3 separate regions of the Homo sapiens genome follow, and regions 2 and 3 are each linked to region 1. A link is a contact called in ENCODE Hi-C or POLR2A ChIA-PET data. All regions are on one chromosome and are shown on one strand. Each heading gives the region's core, a stretch centred on a gene start or an enhancer-like site at or near the end of the contact. The rest is flanking DNA. Distances are from core to core; before and after follow the strand shown. Region 1 has its middle 130 kb from the start of RIPOR2. Region 2 has its middle 56 kb from the start of RIPOR2. Region 3 has its middle 39 kb from the start of RIPOR2.

Region 1 (3,305 bases), core at 239-2,738:
AATTGATGTGGCAAACTTCATTGCTGTCTTATTTTAAGAAATTGCACCAGCCACCCTAGCCTTCAGCAACTACCACCATCAAGGCAAGGCCCTCAACGAGCAAGATTACAACTCGCTGAAGGCTCAGATGATCATTAGCATGTTTTTTAGCAATGAACCATTTTTTAAATTAACATATATAATTGGTTTTTAGACATAATGCTCTTGCACATATAATGGACTATAGTATAGTATAAACATAACTTTTATATGCACTGGGAAACCAAAAAATTTGTGTGACTCATTTTATTATTTGTTTTCTCGCGGGGGTCGGGAATCAAACCCACAATAACTCTGAGGTATGCCTGTAAATAATATATAATGTATATATGCATGTGTGGGTGTAAGTGTGCATGCATGTGCATGTGTGTGTGTGTGTGTAACTCCAAGGACAAAGATGTGAAGCACTTACACCAATCTATTAACAGGGAGAAGAAAGACAGGAAGGTAATGGAATCTTCTACCTCTTACTCTATATGCTTCTGTACCATTTAAATGTATTACTATAAAGCATTTTTATATTTGTTGTGGAATTAGAAAAACAAAAACATTAGTATATATAACATTGTAAACCCTTAACTCTACCGCTGTAACTCAGTTATAATATTTTTAGTATTCTTTTCTAGCTTTATTAAATATTTCTATTTTTAGTTAGATATTTTATATCTTCTTAGACATCATGTTTTCATATTACTACATGTTAAAATAATTATAATATTCCATATTCTGAATGAGCCATAGCTTCAACTTTTCTTCAATTGTTGACTATTAAACAATCTTATGAAGATACCATCCATATTACATTTTTCATGTTTTAAATTCTTTTCTTGCAAGAAAATTCTTGAAATTGGATTATGGAATCAAAGGATATGAACAATTGTTCTGATGCATCTCAGTCTTCCAGTGAATGTGCAGGCCCATGTAACATGGACAGTCTTCTGTGTTCTACCTAAACATATATTTCCCACGGTGCTCCACAATGTTAATTCTGCAGAAACTACCACTCTGCTGTTTGCAAATGTTACTCGTGCACTCTTTCTTTTCCAAAAATGCCTTCAACACCTTTAAGGGGATAATGTTTTCTGAGAAACAACGAAAACCTTATTCAGTGCCTCCATATATTCTAAAGCATTAACCAAACGTAAGAAAAAAGATATCAGAACTTTGCCTTCTTGTCATGGCCATGTTATTATTTTAACAGCTAAAAATCAAGGTTAGTTGAACCAAAAAAATAGTTAAACTAGAATTGTAAGAATAAGTATTTTCCCTGTGGACTCAATTTTAATTTGAATGGAGAAAATGCTACCTTGAACAGTTGCAAGTAGGTACATTAGGAAACTGCAATGAGCCTATGTTGTCGACAGGTGGCGGAAGAGGACCACATCAAAACCCTGCGGCCGGCACACTAGTTCCTTTTTGCCCCTTTGAAAGCTGTAGCTGTGGACTCCATGAGGACTTCAAAGTAATTAAAGCGGCTGCCTTTCACCTTTTCAAGAGTTTGTTTCATCTGATGTATCTAGGAAGAGAGGGGCTTCCTTTGGGGTCCCAGTGGTCCCTTGGAAGCTCTCCCTTGAGTCTTCACACAGATACCCCCTCCACCCTGTAGCGTCCTGTTCACCCCACTGCCTTGCAGGCTGATGTGCGGCACGCTTCACCGAAGCTTTTGGGTATTTAAGGACACTACAGAGCAGAAGGTTAAAAATTAAAGTTTTATGCTAAGTATGACTTCCTCTTATTTTGGTGAAAAACTAACCTTCCTTCCTTCCTTCCTTCCTCCCTCCCTCCCTCCCTCCCTTCCTTCCTTCCTTCCTCCCTCCCTCCCTCCCTCCCTTCCTACCTTCCTCCCTCCCTTCCCTTCCTTCCCTTCCTTCCTGAATGAGATGGAAGATCTCACTATGTCTCCCAGGCTGGCATCAAACTCCTGGGCTCTATCAGTGTTCCCACCTCACCCTCCCTAGTAGCTGGGACTACAAGCATGCCCCACCACACCCATCTCTAAGGCTCCCTTCACAGGAGGGTGCTTTGGGATGCACACAACTCCTAATCATTATTTCCTGCTCTCAAATCCAGGCCTCTTTATAGGGAGAGGGAAAAAAATGTATCTCTCCTTCCTATCTCACCCAGGCATTCTTCACCCAAGATTTAGGAGACCTCTTCCACTCAAAGGAACTCATCCTAGGACCTCATAGGAACTCATCCTAGGACCATGCCTGTTCCTAGGCAGTGCATTTCCAAATGAAATATTCACACTAATAATTCCTCAATGGCTTCATAGATGCAATCAGCCACCACCTGTATCACTGCAAGACCCCGGGGTCCATGGCTGAGAGGGAGGGAGCCCTGCTGGCTTTGGACTTCAAGGCCTCCTGGCATCCAGGGCAGGCAGGTACACTCTTAGTATGGCTGTCTTAGAGATCTTCCCATGGCTAAACATGCAGGTGAAGGTGGACTCAAACCCACAGACCTTTGAGCAATAAATGTTTATTTTCCCAGAAAGTTGTCTCCATTTTTAGGAAGGAAGGGATATTTTCCTAACTTGCCAAGCAGAGGAGTTCAAACGTCACTTTATTAGGCAAAGCAATGTTATTTCTTGTGTTTTGAAGTCACTTCTCCCCAACCACCCCCCGAGCCGTTTTTTTTTTTTTTTTTTTTCAAATTATGCATCTTTAGGCCAACCAGGAATAGGAAAGGGGCCTATGTCTAAGACATTCATTTCTTAATGAACATTCCCTTCAGTACACAAAAGCTAGACTCCCTTAACTTTGAAATGCCATGTTGTAGGGGGTAGGTTCTTAGGGTCCTCCTCAGCCTCAGCCTGTGGGCAGGTGGGAGTTGGGTAGTTTTGTTCTTTCACTTACATAACTAAAAAACCAAGATGGGAGGACTGGACGCTCTGTGTAACCACAGATATCACGCCATTGAAGGGTGCAGTCCGAATGAGAGAGTCTCATGTGTTAATAATTATCTGCTACTCACAAAATGGTAGCCCTGCCCAGTAATCCAGCTAAGGAGCTAAAAAGAGAATTTTTCATTTTTGAGGCATGGACCTACCCCATCTGGACCTGTGGAGAGCCTGTTTCCATTAAAACAGCATTTACCAACCTGGTCATTTCAGTAGCTGTGATTGGCTCAGGTGAATGAAACTTAGCAGTAAAAATTTTCATTTATCTCTTTTGCATGGAAAAACCTTTAAGACTGGGGTAAATGTGCTTCCACAAAATAGGTCAAGTAAATTCTTATAAGGCCAAGCAATGAAGCAATGTTTC
Region 2 (3,235 bases), core at 50-2,549, 79 kb after region 1:
CATTACATAATGGTAAAGGCTTCAATTCAACAAGAAGGTCTAACTATCCTAAATATATCTGCACCCAACACAGGAGCACCCAGATTCATAAAGCAAGTTCTTAGAGACCTACAAAGAGAAAACCGTTCAAAAGATCAATGAATCTAGGAGGTGGTTTTTTGGAAAAATTAATAAAGTAGGCCACTAGCTAGGCTAATAAAGAATAGAGAGAAGATCAAATAAACACAATTAGAAATGCTGAACAAAATGTTACTATTGATCTGACAGAAATACAAACAACAAAATATTACTATTGACCTGACAGAAATACAAACAACAAACAAATTTGTCTTCCATTCAAAGATATCCTTATTGCAGATGTTTTACAATAAAGGCCATTCCCTGGTGGCACTTTGTTTGCTTGGCTCATAGGATATTTAAGTTTGAATTGCTGTCGTTGTTTTAAAATCATGAGGTTTTACATGTAAATCCAGATTTGTACCAGTACCATGCTGTTTTAGTTACTATAGCCTTGTAGTATATTTTGAAGTCTAGTAATGTGATGCCTCCAGCTTTATTCTTTTTGCTTAGGATTGCCTTGGCTATTAGGGCTCTTTTTAGTTCTGTATAAATTTTAAAATAGTTGTTTCTAGTTCTGTGAAGAATGTTATTGGCAGTTTGATAGGAATAGCATTGAATATGTAAATTGCTTTGGGCAGTATGGCCATTTTAATGATATCGATTCTTCCTATTCATAAGCATGAGATTTTTTCTATTTGTGTCTTCTCTGATTTCTTTGATTAGTGTTTTGTAATTCTCATTGTAGAGATCTTTCACCTACCTGGTCAGCCGTTTTCCTAGGTATTTTATTCTTTTTGTGGCAATTGTGACTTGGATTGCCTTTCCGATTTGGTTCTTGGTTTGGCTGTTGCTAGTGTATAGGAATACCAGTGATTTTTGGGCATTGATTTTGTATCCTGCAACTTTGCTGAAGTTGTTTATCAGGTGGAGGAGCAAATTCGTGCATATTGGAACCATGCAAAGTGAGGAGTACCTGTAATGTCTTCTGCGTGATAAGACAAATTATGAAAATTTCATGACAGCTAAGATTGAGAATGGACTATAAAGGTCACTCAAGCCAAGTGGACTCCAAAGGAAGGATCTCCTCCTATAGTACCTTGTTTTGTGACCATTTGCAGAGCTCTTGAGAAAAAACCATTATCAAATGCTTTCCTAACTCAGTGCACAGATTCTTAGCAAAGACCTGTTAATACAACACTCTGACCACCAGGTGGAGTGTCAGGCTCCCTGTCTTGCCCCCTAGGGCTTTGGTGTCAAGAGTCAAAGCTTTTAAAATATCACAGTGGATGCAAAATGAATTGAAACTCTGAGTCCACGTGGTGAACTCTCTCTGTGGAGCTCTCTTATCTCAGAAATCAGGTACAAGAAGAGGGATGTGGGGCTGCTTCCTGCCTGGATGGGGTTAGCTTCCCTCGGAAGGTCTGGAGTAAGCAGGTTGGACCAACTCACCTAACTCTTCCCTTGACCAGCTGTCTCTAGGAGGCTATTCTTTTTTTTCCTTTGAGGGTTTCATTAAAACCCTTTAAGCTGAGGTTTGGATATGGGTCTGGGAGATACAGAGGCCACTTAGCCAGTTTTGGTGGCCACCTAATCTAAGCAGAGGACTTCTCAGGGCTCCAAGAGGCCCAGCACACTGGGGGCCCACAGTGAGGTTTGGTTGTGAATTCCATAAACCTAAACCCATAGGTGGGATTTCATGGATGGCGTTCAGCCACTGTGCATAGATGTCCCTTGGTTACCTAGCAGGGGGACATAATCATAGCAGTTAGCTGGTTGAGGTTTCCAGAATTCTGAATCCTATCTGTCTTGTGGGAAATTACCTTGTTGCAATGTACCTCCTAGTATACCACCAGACAAGCTACCCAAGAAGTCGCACAACAGAATGGCTCACAGACTAAATTAAAATTGTCAAATTATATAGGTTATTAAAACAATTTAAAATACATAGCAAGAAGAGATCTGGTAAGGTAATGTAAGATAGAAAGCAAGTAGGGTGAAAGAATAATATTATCTGAATCCTACAGTGTACAAAGTTTTTACGTCCTCTCTCTCAGCTGCATCAGCCTTCAACACTGAAGCTGTGATTATAAAGACCAGACCTACCTGAGGTTTGAGCAAGAGCTCTACAAGCAGAAGGTTCCCAGGGCTAATGACGCATGCTTGTTAGAAAGACACAGGAACAGGGCCATGTATGCCTGGCTGCAATTGTAGCTCATTGATTAGACTATTGAACAGCCATGGGTTTTATTTGTGCCTTGGACAGAGAACATGTGGGTCATGATAGGTACCACCAATGGCTGGCCAAATTAAAGTGTTATGAACATTGAGTGCGCATGCATATTTTACGTATCCTGAGCATTTTGATTTTATTGTGTATTTAGAGCTTCATATGTCTGATGTACATTTAGTGCCCAAGTGCCTCGTGTATATTTATGATCTCATAAAATACTAGGATTCTCCTGGCCCATCCATTCTTTTCTATCTATATTTAACATACACGTGCTCTACTAAGTACTTTACTTAACACCTCTTATGAGCTTATGACATATCCCATTTCTTTTTTCCTTCTACAGCATAGCTGAATGTTCTCAAACAATGCAACAAATGCACGCTATGAGTCACCCTTTGAGTATTCAGTCCTCTCATTCTAATACATTATACAGATAAGTTTAAACTATAAACCATCATGGTCATAGTAGACAATATTGAAACAGCGGCTTTTAAACTATTCACTCGTATCAACATAAGTCCAATCAGTCCACTTTTTTCAGAAGCCCCAGGGTACGACTCACGATTGTGGCTTCTTGAGACCATGAGGCCATATGAAGCTCTGAGCATCCAGGTATCACATCTTTGTCATCAGCTCTAATTGTCTGCAATGTTGGAGTTCCTCTTTTGGTATTGACTTCTTATTTGCTGATTTATCTTTTCTACATCATTAGAAGCACTATCAATGATGTTTTTGCAAATATCCACCTATTAAAGTTGATTTGGTCTTGTCCTTTGACACGTCCAGAAACTAAGACCTTTATCTTTTCAGCACACTGAGACGTTATTGCCTAAAAGCACATGTTACAATATGACTACAAACATCATTTTGGATAAGCCAACTCTTTCATTTGAGAAAATGTCCAGGAACTGAAAGTGAGGATTTTATTTTTGATATAGTATGTTT
Region 3 (3,294 bases), core at 294-2,793, 96 kb after region 1:
TTCCTTATTGTCATACATTTGGCTGTCGGCAATTTTTGTCATTATAAATAATGCCATAGTGAGTATGTTTGCACATATTCTTTTTCCTTGTTATTTTCTAGATATAAAATTATTCCACCAAAAGGATGAATTTTAAAAATTATCTTAACATGTTACTAATATGACATCCAAAAAGGCTGAACCAGTTAACCTTTCCGCTAGCATTTCTTTAGGTGTTAATAAATTTGACACTTTTCTCTTTTCAAAAATTTTTAACTCTGGCAAAATACACATAAAATTTAGCATGTTGATCATCATTAAGTGTATATAGTTCAATAGTGCTAAAGTATATTCACGTTGTTATACAACCAACCAATCTCTAGAAGTTTGTTTTTTCCCAGCTTTACTGAGGTATGATTGATAAATAAAAATTATATATATTTATATATTTAGGGTGTACAAAGTGATGTTTCAATATACGGACACATTGTGAAATGATTAGTACAATCAAGTTAATTTACATATCTATCACCTCACATAGTTACTTTTTTTGTATGCTGAGAACAATTGAGATTTACTCTCTTATCAAATTTCAAGTATACTATGCATTATTATTACCATTATTTTATAGATGGAGTCTCACTATATTGCCCAGGCTGGGCTTAAACTCCTGGGTTGAAGCAATCCTCCTGCCTCAGACTCCCGAGTAGCTGGGACTACAGGTGTGCACCACTGGGCCTGGCTAACAATACATTATTATTAACTGTAGTCACAATGCTGAACATTAGGTCTGATAACTGAATATTTGTACCCTTTAATCAATGTCTCCCCTTTTCACCATCCCATGCTTTTCTGAATTTTCTGTTCATCTGTACTTCTCTTGCATATTGTGTCGTTTGCCTAGTTTTTTACCGTGCTGTACATCTTTTTCTTATTTCTTTATATTTGTTTATTTGATTTGGAAGAGTTCCTTATTAAAGTATATTTCCCATTCTCTGTTATACATGCTGTAAATATCTCTACATTCTTTGTGTTTAAACTTCTACAATTAAAAGTTAGTAGTTTGGTGAAATTTACAAATGAAGATAAGTAGAGATTCATTATTTATTTTAGCTGTATTGAGATTTAATTCACATACCGTACAGTTCACCAATTTAAAGTGTATAATTCAATGGCTTTTAGTATATTCACAGAGCTGTACTACTATCACCATGATCAATTTTAGAATATTTTTATTACCATTAAAAGAAACCCCATACCCATTAGCAGTCACTTCCCACTTCTCCTTTCACCCCAGCTCCTGGCAACCACCAGTCTACTTTCTGTCTCTGAAGATTAGCTTATTCTTTACATTTTATTTCCATAAACTCATACAATATGTAGTTTTTTGTGACTGGCTTCTTTCACTTAGCATAATATTTTAATGGTTCATCTATGCTGTAGCGTGTATCAATACCTCTTACTTTTTGTTGCCAAGTAATCTTGCACTGTATGACTATACCACACTTTATCTATTCATCAGTTGATGAACAGTTGTTTCCATTTTTGGCTATGATGAATAATGCTGCCACAAACATTTGCATACATGTTTTTGTGTGGACAAATATCTTCATTTCTCTTGGGTATATAACTGGGAATGGAATTGCTGAGTGCTATGGTACCTTTTGAGGAACTGCGAAGCTCCTTTCCAAAGCTACTGCACCATTTTACATTCCCACCAGCAATGTATAGGGGCTCCAGTTTCTCCACATCTTCCTCAACGCTTGTGATTATCAGTGTGTTGTAGCCATCCTGCTGGGTGTGAAATACTCTCTTGTGGTTTTGATTTCCATTTTCCCTGATGACTAATGATGTTGAACATATTTTATAATTTCAATTGGGTTTTTTTGTTTGTTTGTTTTTTGGTTTTGAGACAGGATGCTGCTCTGTCACCCAGGGCTGGAGTGCAGAGGCACGATCACGGCTCACTGCAGCCTGGAACTCCTGGGCTCAAGTGATCCTCAATAACTAGGACCACAGGTGCTCACCACCGCATCCAGCTAATCTTATTTTTTTCCTTGCAGAGAGGAGGTCTCACTATGTTACCCAGGCTGGTCTCTAACTCCTGGGCTCAAACAGTCCTCCCACCTCTGCCTCCCAAAGTGCTGGGATTACAGGCATGAGCCACCACCCAACACAACTTATTAGACTCAACGAGCACATGTGCAGGATTGTTACATGAGTATATTGTGTAATGCTGAGTTTTGGGGTACAATTGACCCAGGTCACCCAGGTAGTGAACATAGTACCCAGTAGTTACTTTTTCAACCCTTATCCCTCTCCTTCTCTCCGTCCTCTAGTCATCCCAAGTGTCTATCATTCCCATCTTTATGTCCATGTGTCCCCAAGATTTAGCTCCCACTTATAAGTAAGAATATGTGGTATTTGGTTTTCTGTTCCTACATTAATTCACTTAGGATAATGACCTCCAGCTGCATCCATGTTGCTGCTAAGGACATGATTTAATTCTTTTTTTGTGGCTGCATTGTATTCCATGGTGTATATATACCATATTTTCTTTATTCAGTCCACCATTGATGGGCACCTAGATTGATTCCATGTCTTTGCTATTGTGAATGGTGCTGTGATGAACATGTGAGTGCATATGTCTTTTTGGTAGAAGGATGACTTTTTTTTTTTTTTTTGAGATGCAGTCTCACTCTGTCACTAGGCTAGAGTGCAGTGGTGTGATCTCAGCTCCCTGCAATCTCTGCCTTCCAGGTTCAAGCTATTCTCCTGCCTCAGCCTCCCAAGTAGCAGACGCACGCCACCACACCCATCTAATTTTTTTTTGTATTTTTAGTAGAAACGGGGGTTTCACCATGTTGGCCAGGATGGTCTTGATCTCCTGACCTTGTGATCCACCCGCCTCAGCCTCCCAAAGTGCTGGGATTACAGGCATAAGCCACCAAGCCCAGCCTAGAAGGATGATGTTCTTTTGGATATATACCCAGTAATGAGATTGCTGGGTCGAATGTTGTTCTACATTCTTTGAGAATCTTCAGACTGCTTTCTATAGTGGCAAAACTAATTTACATTCCCACCAACAGTGTATAAGCATTCCCTATTCTCTGCAGCTAATTGACTATTTAAATATGTTTTTTGGAGAAATGTTTATTCAGATCAAATGAATATATGTTAATAGATGCTTTCTTTTTCCCTCTCTTCTTTCCTTCCTTCCTCTCCTTTCATTACTTTATTTTCAAATTTGTGCCATAGATAATTAAAAGAGCTGGGATGCACGTATGTCCCTCAGCAGTGGAGCAAGCCCATCTC

Evidence for each region. Hi-C counts contacts between places; a loop is a spot of excess contacts on that map. ChIA-PET counts read pairs that join two places held with the same protein, here RNA polymerase II (POLR2A). Pooled maps may share reads with other maps.
Region 2: a loop to region 1 is called in a map of CD8-positive, alpha-beta T cell, with 9 times the contacts of the local background. The contact joins two enhancer-like sites. A Hi-C loop is called at or near these places in 20 of 168 maps with a recorded cell type or tissue (B cell, CD4-positive, alpha-beta memory T cell, CD8-positive, alpha-beta T cell and 15 more), 16 of 37 single-sample maps with no recorded cell type and 26 of 50 pooled maps. POLR2A ChIA-PET finds 5 or more read pairs at or near these places in 3 of 52 experiments (GM12878, OCI-LY7 and activated naive CD4-positive, alpha-beta T cell).
Region 3: a pooled map shows a loop between it and region 1 (3-fold over the local background). The contact joins two enhancer-like sites. A Hi-C loop is called at or near these places in 1 of 168 maps with a recorded cell type or tissue (K562) and 4 of 50 pooled maps. POLR2A ChIA-PET finds 5 or more read pairs at or near these places in 3 of 52 experiments (B cell, GM12878 and activated naive CD4-positive, alpha-beta T cell).

The regions. Positions count from the first base shown.
Region 1 is chr6:25,069,059-25,072,363 of GRCh38, reverse strand. No RefSeq gene overlaps it. Among named protein-coding and RNA genes, the nearest start is that of RIPOR2, 130 kb to the right of the region's middle. Within about 2 kb of position 1,488, at least 6 of the 41 ENCODE cell types and tissues checked have a DNase peak (open chromatin) inside an H3K27ac peak, as active enhancers do; they include B cell and CD8-positive, alpha-beta T cell, where a contact is called at or near this core.
Region 2 is chr6:24,990,100-24,993,334 of GRCh38, reverse strand. It overlaps a transcript of RIPOR2 not described here. Among named protein-coding and RNA genes, the nearest start is that of RIPOR2, 56 kb to the right of the region's middle. Within about 2 kb of position 1,299, at least 3 of the 41 ENCODE cell types and tissues checked have a DNase peak (open chromatin) inside an H3K27ac peak, as active enhancers do; they include B cell and CD8-positive, alpha-beta T cell, where a contact is called at or near this core.
Region 3 is chr6:24,972,965-24,976,258 of GRCh38, reverse strand. It overlaps a transcript of RIPOR2 not described here. Among named protein-coding and RNA genes, the nearest start is that of RIPOR2, 39 kb to the right of the region's middle. Within about 2 kb of position 1,543, at least 4 of the 41 ENCODE cell types and tissues checked have a DNase peak (open chromatin) inside an H3K27ac peak, as active enhancers do; they include B cell, where a contact is called at or near this core.